Linked DNA regions of Homo sapiens: region 2 is linked to region 1. Evidence: chromatin loops called from intact Hi-C (ENCODE). Cell type or tissue: Caco-2. All regions are shown on one strand. Links, peaks and the distances in the headings refer to the core of each region. The heading gives the core; the rest is flanking DNA.

Region 1 (6,765 bases), core at 1,127-6,126:
CAGAGCCAGCTTTTGTTCCTGGCCAGCCCCCGGGAAAGCTGGCTACAAGCAGAAAGGAGCTCGAAGTGGGGGATGCCTCAAAGGGAACCTTGGGGACAGTAGCAGCCAGAGGCAAACCGAGGGTAGATGGCACCTATCACCTCCTCACCTTCAGGCATCTCCCGGTCACGAACGTGGTGCATGTGGAGGTCCTCACCAACTTCAACAGTCACCTCAGCAGGCTGTACAGCAGCAGCCATGGGCGCTCCTGCCATCCTGTCCTCAGCTCCTGCCTCATAGATCTCAGATTCAGAGGGACACACCGACCCCTGCTGCTGGTCAAACTCGAGGCTGACGCTAGGGTGCACACGACAGGTCAGTATGTTCCCCATGGGGCGCCTCTACTGTCTGCCACCACCTGTGCCTCTGCTCACAGCTTTGGCCACGCACTCCCGCTGTCCTAGGCCGAGGCTATGCTGCACTTGCAGAGATGGTCTTCCCGCTCCTCGCCTGCCTACCTCACAGCGAGGCCCCGGGCACCAGCCCTGGCCCCGGCCCCGGCTAGGGCTGCGGGCCAAGGCCCGCACCCTGCTGCCTCCCCTGAGTTGACTTGTCTGGGAGGGTGAAGACCAGCCGGCTTATTTAATAGGTTGTGAACCCAACAAGCGCTGAGAGACACAACAACTGCCTGAAGAGAGAACAGACGGAGCTCCTCCTCCTTCTGTAGTCACCTACAGACTGAAGCCCACTGGCCCCAGGTGGGAGCCCAGGCATGTGGCACACAATGCTCCACCCCACACTTCACAATGCCCTCCCCGACACCTCACAGTGCCCCACCCTGCCTGCCACCCCTCCCCAACAGCTCAGAATGCCCCTGCCTTGGCTGCCCCACCCTGTGGCTTATGATGCTGCTGCTCTCCTGGCCCCTCGTGCAGTGCCAGTGGGACTAAGGTTTTCATTCATCACCAGCTTCCTGAGATTTTAGTCCTAAGAAAAGCAAAGGGTAGTTCATTCCTCGAAGCCAGCTTCCTCTATGAGTTCTATACAAAGCCTCAGTAGAGTGGGTCCCATTAGCAACCAAGTTGAACAACTTTTATTTGCTGACTGAATATAGATACACCTGAATTGTTGACTGCTTTTGTAACTAAACACTCCTCTCCTGTCTTCCAACGAGTGGTCATTTTTGTCCGCAACTTGACCACAGCAATCCCTGGGGCCCTAGCTCTACTCTCAATAAAGAGTTATGGCTGTGTGTTTTGAATGACACCTTAGGACCCATCCTGCCTCCACCTCCTTCTCCATAAAATAGAAACCTAACTTGCCCCTCCAAGCTCTGAAATGCTGAAACTTACCAACTCCCTTTTCTCCCCGCTATTTCTTCCTTCCGTGGCAGGGACTTTCAGGTTTTCTTTCTTTTACTAACAAGGCACTAAGCATGATTTTCTCATACAAAATCGAGAGCCATAAAGTGGCTTACCACAGTCCTATTTCAATAAAGATGAATACTCGACATCTGGCAAGTAGTGTGTGCCTGACAGTGTCCCCACTGTGCTATGCTCATTTAACCCTCAGAAACAATCTCATGTTACAGATTTTGCAGAAGTTGTTGAGACGGAGAAGGTAAGTAACCTCCCCAAGGTCACATGACTGCTAAGGGTGGGGCCATAGTTTGATCCCAGGTAGTCTGAATTCCCCAATTGCTTAAGCATGATTATCAGAAAGTATAGCAATATGGCGTTGTTTGCCAACGGGCAATGAGTACTGCTGTTGCTCCCTGTTCTATGTCCTGGCCATCTTCAGCCATGTCCATGGCCGACTCTAAATCCGCATAGCAGGGCCCCTTGAAGCACTGCTGGATCTGCCCTCTGCTTTCACTGGCCCTGCTTCTGCACAGTCTCAGGCATCTGAGTGGGTGATGGGATTGCATCCATCCCTATGAGGGTCCAGCTCGCTCTGTAGCCCAAGCTGGAGTGCAATGGCGCGATCTCCGCTCACTGCAAGCTCCGCCTCCTGGGTTCACGCCATTCTCCTCCTTCAGCTTCCTGAGTAGCTGGGACTACAGGCGCCCGCCACCATGCCCAGCTAATTTTTTTGTGTGTTTTTAGTAGAGACGGGGTTTCACAGTGTTAGCGAGGATGGTATCTATCTCCTGACCTCGTGATCCGCCCGCCTCGGCCTCCCAAAGCCGAGGATTACAAGCGTGAGCCACCGCGCCTGGCCTAGAATTATTGTTATAAAATGTCTCATGTCACTCTCAGGAGTAATTAGGCAACTTCATTTCCGTACATCAGTGGCATGGGCAACTACATATTTTAGAAATTTACTGTTATTTTCTTATTTCCAGGCTTCCTCAAATGTTTCAGGTTCAAAGCCCTGGCCTCCCACTGTCTTCCCACAACCCAGCTCTGTATCCTGCCCCCTCCCTCCCCTGCACCTGGCATTGCACAGAAGGTGTGAGTGTCCCTTAAATGCTTCTGCGAGGCTTAGCTTACTCCTGCAATGTCTGTGCCTATTAGTAAAAGGCAAAAGGTCAAGGAAAGAATGCAATCAAGCTGTGATTCTAAAACCAGATGTTTTCTTTCAGGTAACTCTGAAAAGTCAGAGATTCATAATTTGATCATCTATGTATTTTCCCCCAGAAAAGGCACTGAACAGGTTACATGTCCAGATCTTTGGATATAATCTATTGGAGAAAGGATCTGGGTCTGATGCATGGTTCTTACCCTAGCAGCCAGCCCAAGAAGATAATGGAGCAATATGTCATGAACGGAGGGATGGGTGGATGAAGAGAACCGCGGCCCAACATGTCTCTCTAGGAGAAAAATAAATCAAAGGGAGAATTCTTGCTTGCAAAAAATGAGCGGAGGATAGGGAGAGAGAAAAAGACAGTGAGAGAGGGAAAAGAGACAAGACAGAGAAATAGCCAATAAAGCAGACACACACAAAAAAGGGAGAGATGAGAGGAGAAAGAAACGGGACGGGACAAGGAGACAAGAGGCAGAAAGGCAGGGGACAGGAACAGGAATGGGACTCAGAGAGGACCTGGGAGAATGCGGGAGGAAGCTGGCGACAGAGGGAAGGGAAGGACCCAACAGCCAAAGTCAGGACTCAAGAGCGCTACTGTGGGGAAAGGCAGTGGAAATGAGATGGGCCCCGCTGCCCGCGCCCGCTTGCTCTCGGTCTTGGTCTTGGCCGACCTGAGGGCGCTTCTCTCCCAGGCTGTCAGGCGGCGCGCAGGGAGGAGGTGCAGACGCGGCCGCCACCGCCAAGCGCCCAGCGCGCGGCTCTGAACTTGGCGCCAGAGCCCTGAGGACACCAGGCCCCGCCTTCCTGGCCGCACACGCCTTCCGGGCAGGGCTTGTGGGTGGGCGGCCCCGGCGCGGGAGGGTGCCGGGGCCGGAGAACCCGCAACCCGGTAGAAAGCCTGTGATCAGCTGGGCAGCCCAGTCCTCCCCGGGCTCAGCTCGGCAGACAGCCCTCTGATGGCTCGGACTGGGCCGGGCGCCGGCGCCTGCGGGAGGGCGAGGGCGTCCTTTGAAGGCGGCTCCAGCTCTCGCCGCCGCCCTCTGGCTCTAGGCTCCCCTACCTCTCGCTCCTGGGCCCTGGGGGCCGCGGCGATGCGCCCCGTGCCTGTGGCTCCCTCTTCGCGGACGACCCCCGTGGCCTCCCAGCCCTCCCTCCCCGCGCGACCTGGCGGCCCCGCTAGCGGCACCTCCCCAGCGCCCAAGTAGCCCAGATCCTCCAGGAGCGCCCCGCCGCCTCCGCTCTCCTGGCCCCCGCTCCCCTGGCCCCAGCTGTGACCGCGCAGCACTTTGCCAGGAAGGGGGGCTCCGCGACCCTTACAACACAGAGGTGTCTGGGGGCTTAACTGCCCCTGGAGGGTGGGAGGGGGCCAGGGCAGAAGGGCCGTGGTCTGGACGGAATGACTGTGGGGTGGGTGGAGACTGCGCTGGGACTCGGAGGACCTGGGGTTTCCCCTGCAGTGGGGGAGTGAGGGTAGATGGGATAGAGTCTCAGGTAATCGCAGTTCTTGGTGCTGTTGCAGGCAAGTGTGCATGGGTCACATTGCTTGAGCGTAGGGTGCAAAGCAGCTTCGTTTGGAGAAGGGAGAATTCTTCAAGTACTGAAAGGAAAACCACCCTGAGTCCCTGCTCCCTCATTGATTAATTCCGTCACTCAGTGGGTGTTCTGACGTGGTAGGGGTGAGTGGGTGCGCGGAGATACCGTGAGGAAGCGCTGAGTTTCTCTCCAAGGCTTTGGAGGGTCTGTTGCAAAGATGAGATCCTCAAGGACAAACATAAGTCTGAGGAGGGGAAGCTGGGTTCAGAACATACATCAAACCTTAGAGATGGTCCTGTTACAGGAAAGAGGTCCCCATCTAAACCCCAAGAGAGGGTTCTTGGATCTCACGCAAGAAATAATTCAGGGCGAGTCTGCAGTGCAAAGCAAAAGCAAGTTTATTAAGAAAGTCAAGTGGTCAGAGTGCAGCTACTCCATAGACAGAGTGGGACGTTCCCGAAAGTAAGAGGAGTAAAGCCCCCATCCTAGGTACAACGCTTGTGTAGATGGGGAGATGTGCTCTGCAAAAGAGTTTGTGATAAAGGATTCATTTTCTTAATTACTGTATTTTGCAAGCATCAATATTATCTTTAAAGCAAAATTAGGAATGCCTTTGTTCTCCAGATATCTTGATATCTGGACACTCCCAAGTCTGGGTCTGTTTAGTAAACATTATTAATTTGTTCCCTTAACTGTGAACATCTAGAGGCGAGGAATGCCTAGCTTTCTGAGAACGCAGCCCAGCAAGTCCCCTCCTCATTTTCCTAGCCCTCACTCAAAATGGAGTCGCTCTGGTTTGACTGCCTCTCACAGTCCTGAAGCAAAACTTTTCTTTTATGGAAGAGAGAACATTGAGGAATAGAGAGAGACATCAAATCCGAAATGCAGAACATCAGAGACAAAGAAAACAATTTGAAAGTCACCAAACTCAAAACACAGATTACCCAGGAAAGACTGGTGGTGAAACCAATGATAAAGTTGCCACAGCCACCAGTGATATGTCCTTGGGTGCCTCAAAAATAGAATTCTGTATCTATCTGGAATATAAATCAAGTGTGAGCACAAAATGAAGGTATTGTCAGATGTGCAAAGTGTGAGTTTACAACCTGTACAACCTTGATGAAAGGATAAGAATGTATTTCAGAAAGAAGGAAACAACTCATAAGAGTGGAGTTCAACAAACAATGGTGAGCAAAGAAGCTGGGAACACGCTGATTAAGGTGAGTGGCTAGATACAGAAAATAATGACCATCACCAATATGGGGAGTTTTCTGAAAATGAAAGAATAATTTCAGAGGGGAGACCAGTTCCAGGAAAGTTTATCCAAGCAGATGGGGAGACCTTGAGCCATCTGAGGAGTCTGAGATTTCCTAGGCATGGGCCTGTCTTCATATCCCTGCTGGCCTCTGGCTAGAAGAAGCCTGTGAGGGGTGTGGTCTTTCCGTGAATGTGGTGGCCCATTGTGGTGGTAGAGAATGGATTCCCAAAACACTCCCTTCTCCCAGTCATACTCCCCACAGTCACAGATCTGATTGGTGCAGTTTCGTGCTCCCCACAATGTACTTAACTTGCCATTTAAAGTCAGAATTTGTCTGCTAAAAAAAAAGAAAAAGAAAAAAAAATGCAATCCAGCACCGTGGCTCATGCCTGTAATTCCATAGCTCTGGGAGGCAGATGCGGGAGGATTGCTTGAGGCCAGTCTGTGCAACATAGCAAGAACCTTTCTCTCAAAAAAAAAAAACACAAAAAACAAAATTAGCTGGGTGTGGTGGTGCACACCTATAGTCCTAGTTACTGGACTGTGGGAGGCAGGAGCCTAGAAGTTCCAGGTTATAGTGAGCTATCAGTGCACCACTGCACTCTAGCTTGGGCAACAGAGTGAGACCCTGACTCTTAAAAAAAAAAAATTGGCTGGGCACGGTGGGATCACGCCTGTAATCCCAGGACTTTGGGAAGCCAAGGTAGGCGGATCATTCAAGGTCAGGAGTTCGAGACCAGCCTGGCCAACATGGTGAATCCCCATCTCTACCAAAAAAATACAAAAACTAACCGGATGTGGTGGTGCGCACCTGTAGTCTCAGGTAGTGTTGGTGTGCACCTGTAGTCTCAGGTACTCGGGAGGCTGAGGCACGAGAATGTCTTGAACCCAGGAAGCAGAGGTTGCAGTAAGCCAAGATCGCACCACTGCCCTCCAGCCTGGGCAACAGAGTGAGACCATGTCTCAAAAAAAAAAAAAAAAAAAAAAAGCAGCAATAAAAACTGGCTATATACTTTCAAAAAGAGACATATCTAATACATAAGGACATAAAAAAGTTTAACATAAAAGGATGGGAAAAGATAACGGAGATATGGCCGGGATGCTGGGGAAACCAAAAGGAAGTGGGAGTCTTCAGCACAGAGAAAGTGTGACCAGGGGTTAAGAGGATCAGTTCCTAATCAGCTGCATTTTCCAGGAAGCCATAACAATTCTAAACTTGCATGCACCTAATAAAATAAAACAAAAAAACATAAACTATAAACTGAACAACTTTATAACAAGGCATGCTAATAAATGTTCAAATTCCTAGAAAAATATGTCATATGAATTGACAGAAATAGAAACACTAAATAAGTGTTAGGGCCGGGCATGGTGGCTCATGGCTGTAATCCCAGCACTTTGGGATCCAAGGCAGGCTGATCACTTGAGATCAGGAGTTCAAGACCAGCCTGGGCAACATGGTGAAACCC
Region 2 (6,765 bases), core at 874-5,873, 54 kb after region 1:
GGGATCTCCCGCATGAAAGGCCCCATGCTGGTGGTAGCCCCCACCTGCTGCTCTGGGGCTCAAAGGTGCTTAGATCTCTTCACTTGAGTGCAGATGCTGCCAGCCCTTTGGGCAGGTGTGTGAGGGAGGCAGCCCTGGCTGTAAAGAGAGCAGGGGCTTGGCTGGGCGTGGTGGCTCACGCCTGTAATCCCAGCACTTTGGGAGGCCGAGGTGGCAGATCATTTGAGGTCAGGAGTTTGTGACCAGCCTGGCCAACATGGTGAAACCCCATCTCTACTAAAAAAAAAATACAGAAATTAGCTGGGCATGGTGGCATGTACCTGTAATCCCAGCTACGCAGGAGGCTGAGGCAGGAGAATCACTTGAACCCAGGAGGCGGAGGTTGCAGTGAGCTGAGATAGCGCCACTGCACTCCAGCCCGGGCGACAGCGCGAGACTCCATCTCAAAAAAAAAAAAAAAAAAAAAAAAAAGAGAGTACTGGCTTTTGGGTCATTAGGACTATTATATAACTGAATTGTGTCAGGCCTCTGAGCTGAAGCTCAGCTATTATAACCCCTGTGACCTGCACATATATGTCCAGATGGCCTGCAGGAACCAAGAAGTCTGGAGCAGCCAAAAAACCCACAAAGTAAAACAGCCAGTTCCTGCCTTAACTGAGTAACCAAAATTACAACATTTTACCATTGTGACTTGTCCCTGCCCTACCTTAGCTGATCAACCAACTTTGTGACATTCTTCTTCTGGACAATGAGTCTTATGATCTCCCCACTATGTACCTTGTGACCCCCTCCTCTGCTAACAATAGATAACCACGTTTTACTGTAACTTTCCATTACCTACCCAACTCCTATAAAGCAATCCCTTCCCCATCTCCCTTTGCTGACTCTTTTCGGACTCAGCCCACCTGCACCCAAGTGAATTAAAAGTTTTATTCCTCATACAAAGCCTGTTTGGTGGTTTCTTCACATGGACGTGCTTGACAAATTGGGGTCGGCTTGCCCAGTGCAGTTAAGTCCAGATATCCACACTGAAGTTGCAGCACTAGAAAGGAAGGTGTTTATTCACAGAGCCCTGAGCAAGGGGGACCAGGCAGCGCATGCTCAAAACCTGAACTCTCTGATGGCTGGCAGATGTGAACCCTGAAAATCTGAGACAAGTGTCAATTTAGAAAGTTTATTTTGCCAAGGTTGAGGACATGCCCCCGTGACACACCCTCAGGAGGTTCTGACGACATGTGCCCAAGGTGGTCAGAGCACAGCTTGGTTTTATACCTTTTAGGGAGACATGAGCCATCAATCAACATATGTAAAATGAACATTGGTTTGGTCTGGAAAGGCAGGACAACTTGAAGCAGGCAGTGGGCTTCCAGATCACAGATAGGTGAGAGACAAACGGTTGCATTCTTTTGAGTTTCTGATTAGCCTTTCCAAAGGAGGCAATCAGATATGCATTTATCTCAGTGAGCAGAGGGATGACTTTGAATAGAATGCGAGGCAGATTTGCCCTAAGCAGTTCCCAGCTTGAATTTTCTCTTTAACTTAGTGATTTGGGAGGGCCAACATAGTTTCCTTTCACACAGGTAAGGGTTTTTAAAGGCGGGGTAAATTTTCAGGAAAGCAGCAGAAGTTAGATAAAATTGTAAATCAGTACATGAAGGGTACACATTGGTTTGGCCTAAAAAAGGTGAGATATCTTGAAGCAGGGGCTTACAGGTCATAGGTGGATTCAGAGATTCTTTGATTTGTAGTTGGTTCAGGAGGCGATGCCTTGCCTGAAAATTCAGGGTTAACAGAAAAGAATATTAGCTTTAGCTCATGGGTGTGGCTTTCAGGAGCCTCCGGAAGAAATTTAGAATGAAAGAAGGTGGTCAGAGTGCAGTCCTCAGCTCCCTCTATCTGAGGTCTGCAGGCCAGCAGATCCGTTTGGTGGGGGTCCACATGGAGGTCCAGGTTTCTGAATGACAAACTCAAGGACGTGTGTTAAGATGTTATCTTTAGTTCCTAAAACTAAACATCTCCGGACTCTAACTTCCTTGGCTATTGTTTTGGGCTACTATTACCTTCCTGCCTAACAAGTTACTTACTTACTTCTCAGGGCTAGCTGGATGCCTGAAATTTCCCTTGAAGGCACTCAAGATTTTCCTTTATTTCCATGCTTGATGGTGGCGTTCGGGGTGGTGGCACAGGTCCCTGCTTCATCTCAGGCCTGGGTTTAAATTCTCACTCTTTCTCACCATCTGAAAACCCTGAATAGTTGTTTCCATCCTGAAACCTCAATGCCCCACTGGTAAAGTGGGCGAGAGAAGGCCTGTTTTGTTGTGTTGCTGGGAAATCCCTGAGGTAATGCATGTGTGGACATGAGAGGCTCCAGCTCCCTTCCCACCTCTCAGCCCTCCACCCTGGGGTGGTTCTGGAAGGCACTGCTCATGGTAAGGACAGAAGGTTGCTGGCTGGCGTTCTTCTGTCTGATTCAGTGGCTGCATTTACTTAGCATGTGCTCTATGAGGAGAATAAGGGCCTGTGATGCTGGTATAGATCAGTTCAGATATACTGGTGGGTACGTGGCTGCTGCCCAACACTCCTGAGTGCCCCCACTCAGCATGTTGGATCCTGGCCCCTCCAGACCTCAACATCATCCAGAAACAGAAGGAATAGAGCCTCGCACAGTAGGGTCCCCCAGACTGACTTCTGGCAGCTGAACTGAAGGGTCAGTGGTTGAGCCATACTGGTTGTTCAACACTTTGAATACCACATCCAGAAAGAAAATACAAGCTCCCTGTCACGGTAGCCTCCTTGTGACTGTGTTACATTCAACACAAGACAAACATCAGCTTCACAAAAGGGAGCAGTCTCTGGGACAATCCATTGAAAGCGTGAGAGGCAGGTAGTTCCTGGGTTCTGTGCATAGTTGCTTTAAGCTGTAAACACACAATCCTTGACCAAATACCCTTTAATCCACTTGACAAACAAGAAGCTTCCGGGCCTCCAAGGGGATGCCCAAGTCTCCCTTTTCTCTGGGACAAAACCTGGTTTTGTTTCTTAGGTTTCTCAGCGGCTAATCTGGAACATGTTTGCTTTTGCCCCGTTTCTTTGTCCCAGTGTTTTTTCTGCTGTTTTCACACCTCTCTGGATAAGCTTTCCAAGTTCCTTACAGAAAACCAGAAAGATTATTCACCAGCAGTCTTCCTGGTCCCTGGCTTGTCAGCCTCAATGCATTCCAGTGCACTCTTGTGACACTGTATCCAGAGTAGCTGTGGCTCACAGCATTTACAGTGTTCTTTCTCGCTATTCTATTAGTGGCTTCCTTTTCCAACCCAGTTCTTTGCCTGGATATCCAGGATCTCTATCCCACCGTCACCCTCACTCCATATAGGGGGTTCATCCTACAGCATTTCTGTTGCTGTAAAAAGACCCTCTACTGCATCCTTTGGCATGGAGAATTTGTCTTATTGTATTTTTGAAGCAAGAGATTATGCAGAAATGAATCCATGGGTGGGGGCAGAGTCTGTCTTTCTGGTTTCTGCAGAGTGAAAACTCTCATAATGTCTGTCCTAGACTAAGCCCCGCAGTCCAGAAGCTGGTCCACCTCTGGACTTAACACTTGAGCTGAAAACGTCTCTTTTTGCCCATGCTCATTTTAGTTCGGTTTCCAACAGAACAGAATCCTGACGAATACCAAAACGGGTCCTGCCACAGGGTATCACAAAGATTGGGCTCTACAAAGTAAAATTGCCAGGGTATAAGTGGACCCTCAGGGAGGCTGGCTTATGCCAGGCTGGGAATTGGGCAGTCCTCGAACACTGAACACTTTTCCATCTGTCCCTTCATGCCTGCTTGTCTTGGGGAGGCTGGCTTTTATGGAGGGGTCCCTGGGAAGGAATGGGGGCCGATGGGGAGGGGAATGGGATCCGTATTGCGTATTTGGGGTGAGGAAGGGACCCAGAGGGAAAGTGGAAAGAACAGGAGCCGGTGGAGGGCAATGTGCAGGGTAGGGGTGGGGGTGCAGTTTTCACCTCTGGTCTCTGTGAGATACGAAATAAGATTGTGTTCTGCGTATGAAGTAGGCAGTTGGGTGAGAGGTTTAAGAGAAGAGATCATGGTTTGGAAAGGCTCTAGAGCACGATGGGAGAGGAAGTGGATGAGAGATAAGTCATCAGCTTGAAGACTGGTAAGGGGAGACCCCACCGATCCTGGTGTTAAATCAAGTTTAGCCTAAAGCCTTCTCCTTACATATTTTAAATTCACCCTAATGGTTTCTCTGTACATAGTGAACTGTAAGCTAACTGCACGTGTAAACAGGCTGTCACCTACTCTCGTACCAAGTAGCCGAGTCTCAGTTAATCACAGCAGCCAGACTTCAACCACTCACAGGCGGCCAGCTGTTGAAACTGGACTCAAATAAGCCAAGCACCATGCCATCACCAATCCGTCTGTTTCTGTACCTCACTTCCAGTTTCTGTACATCACTTTCCTTTTTCTGTCCATAAATCTTTGACTATGAGGCAGTGCAGGAGTCTCTCTGAACTTATTTTTGCCTGGGGGCTGCCTGATTCACACAAATGGTTCTTTGCTCAATCAAACTCTGTTAAATTTAATTTGTCTAACGTTCTTTTAACACTGGGAATGATGGCAGGGCACGGTGGCCCATGCTTGTAATCCCAGCACTTTGGGAGACCAAGGCAGGCAGATCACTTGAGGTCAGGCGTTCAAGACCAACCTGGGCAATGGTGAAACCCTGTCTCTACTAAAAATACAAAAATTAGCCAGGCATGGTGGTGCATGCCTATAGCCCCAGCTACTGGGAAGGCTGAAGCACAAGAATCGCTTGTGCCCGGGAGGTGGAGGTTGCAGTGAGCTGAGATTGCAGCACTGCACTCCATCCTGGGCGACAGAGCAAGACTCTGTCTCAGAAAAAAACAAAAAACAAAACAAAACAAAAAACCCTGGAAATGAATGGCAGCTCCTGCCACAGCATCAGCCCAAGGGCTGTGTGACTCCATGGATCTTGAGGTGTTCTTTGGGGCTTGTAGTGCTGACCCACAGGTGGGGATAGTGTGGCTGTAGTCAGTTAAAGTTTAAAATCTCTACATGTCAAAACATATCATTTGAGAGGTAAAAATATAAATGAGGAAAATTTCTCATTCCTTAGTTCTAACTCCAGAATGGGTGTGCTGACCATGAAAAAAATCAGGGAAATATTTTAACATGTGTGACACTTGAAGATTAATATCTTTAATATTAGAAGCCTTAACTAATCCAGAAGAAAAATATAAATAACCCAAACAGAAAAATAGCTAAAGGACATGAGTGAACAGGGTACTCACAAAAGAAGAAAAACAATTGGTCAATACATATACAAAAAAAGGTCTAGGCTGTGCACGGTGGCTCACGCCTGTAATCCCAGCACTTTGGAAGCCCGAGGGGGGCAGATCACGAGGTCAGGAGATCAAGACCATCCTGACTAACATGGTGAAACCCCGTCTCTATTAAAAATACAAAAAATTAGCCGGGTGTGATGGAGGGTGCCTGTAGTTCCAGCTACTCGGGAGGCTGAGGCAGGAGAAGGGCGTGAACCTGGAAGGTGGAGCTTGTACTGAGCTGAAATTGCACCATTGCACTGCAGCCTGGGAGACAGAGCGAGACTCCGTCTCAAAAAAAAAAAAAAAAAAAAAAAAAAAGGTCTAATCTTGCCAATTAGCAAAGAAAAATAAATTAAGACAAAGCATTTCCCACATATCATAGTAACAGGTGATAATCTAAGAGAATTATAATTTTCTTTTACCCAGAAATTCTACCTTTGTGATTTTTTTTTTTTTTGAGATGGAGTTTCGCTCTTGTTGCCCAGGTTGGAGTGCAATGGCGTGATCTCAGCTCACAGCAACCTTCGTCTCCCGGTTTCAAGTGATTCTCCTGCCTCACCCTCCGGAGTAGCTGGGATTACAGGCATGCTCCACCACGCCCGGCTAATTTTGTATTTTTAGTAGAGACGGGGTTTCTCCATGTTGGTCAGGCTGGTCTCGAACTCGTGACCTCACGTGATCCACCCACCTCGTCCTTCCAAAGTGCTGGGATTACAGGTGCGAGCCACCTCACCCGGCCTCTATGAATTTATCTTAAAGAAATTAGTATAAGTGTGGGAAATTTTTATCTGAAGGACCTGGATTTCAACAGCGTTTCTTTTTTTTTTTTTTGAGACAGAGTCTCGCTCTCTCGCCCAGGCTGGAGTGCAGTGGCGCGATCTCCGCTCACTGCAAGCTCCGCCTTCCGGGTTCACGCCATTCTCCTGCGTCAGCCTTCCGAGTAGCTGGGACTACAGGCGCCCGCCATGACGCCCGGCTAATTTTTTTGTATTTTTAGTAGAGACGGGGTTTCACCATGTTAGCCAGGATGGTCTCGATCTCCTGACCTCGTGATCCGCCCGTCTCGGCCTCCCAAAGTGCTGGGATTACAGGTGTGAGCCACCATGCCCAGCCCAGTGTTTCTAATTATAGAAAAAAAAGTCAGAAACAACCTGAGTGTTCAACAAGAGGTACCTGACCAAATAAATGATGGTCCATATCATTCCATGGAATAAAATGTAGCCATTAAAATGATAATCAGCCTGGGCATGGTGGCTTATGCCTGTAATCCCAACACTTTGGGAGGAGGAGGCAGGAGCATCACTTGAGCCCAGGAGTTCAAGACCAGGCTGGGCAGCATAGCAAGACCCTGTCTCTACAAAAAAAATCTAAAAATTAGCTGGGTGTGGTGGCACGCTCCTGTAGT

Evidence for each region. Hi-C counts contacts between places; a loop is a spot of excess contacts. Peaks named below come from ENCODE experiments on the same cell type or tissue, not always from the same donor. Only the 100,000 strongest peaks of a DNase experiment are listed, where the experiment ranks them.
Region 2: it touches region 1 in a loop (2.3-fold over the local background); 2 of 110 quality-filtered maps call a loop at or near these places.

The regions. Positions count from the first base shown.
Region 1 is chr10:46,103,227-46,109,991 of GRCh38, reverse strand. It overlaps the pseudogene AGAP7P. Among named protein-coding and RNA genes, the nearest start is that of MSMB, 60 kb to the right of the region's middle. In Caco-2, for the core only: no CTCF peak of the experiment used is centred there; a DNase peak (open chromatin) is centred at 3,161; H3K4me3 peaks cover 1,450 bases; H3K27me3 peaks cover 377 bases.
Region 2 is chr10:46,048,773-46,055,537 of GRCh38, reverse strand. No RefSeq gene overlaps it. Among named protein-coding and RNA genes, the nearest start is that of MSMB, 5.9 kb to the right of the region's middle. RefSeq lists enhancers at 1,298-2,122, 2,855-3,149 and a silencer at 2,855-3,149. In Caco-2, for the core only: no CTCF peak of the experiment used is centred there; a DNase peak (open chromatin) is centred at 2,897.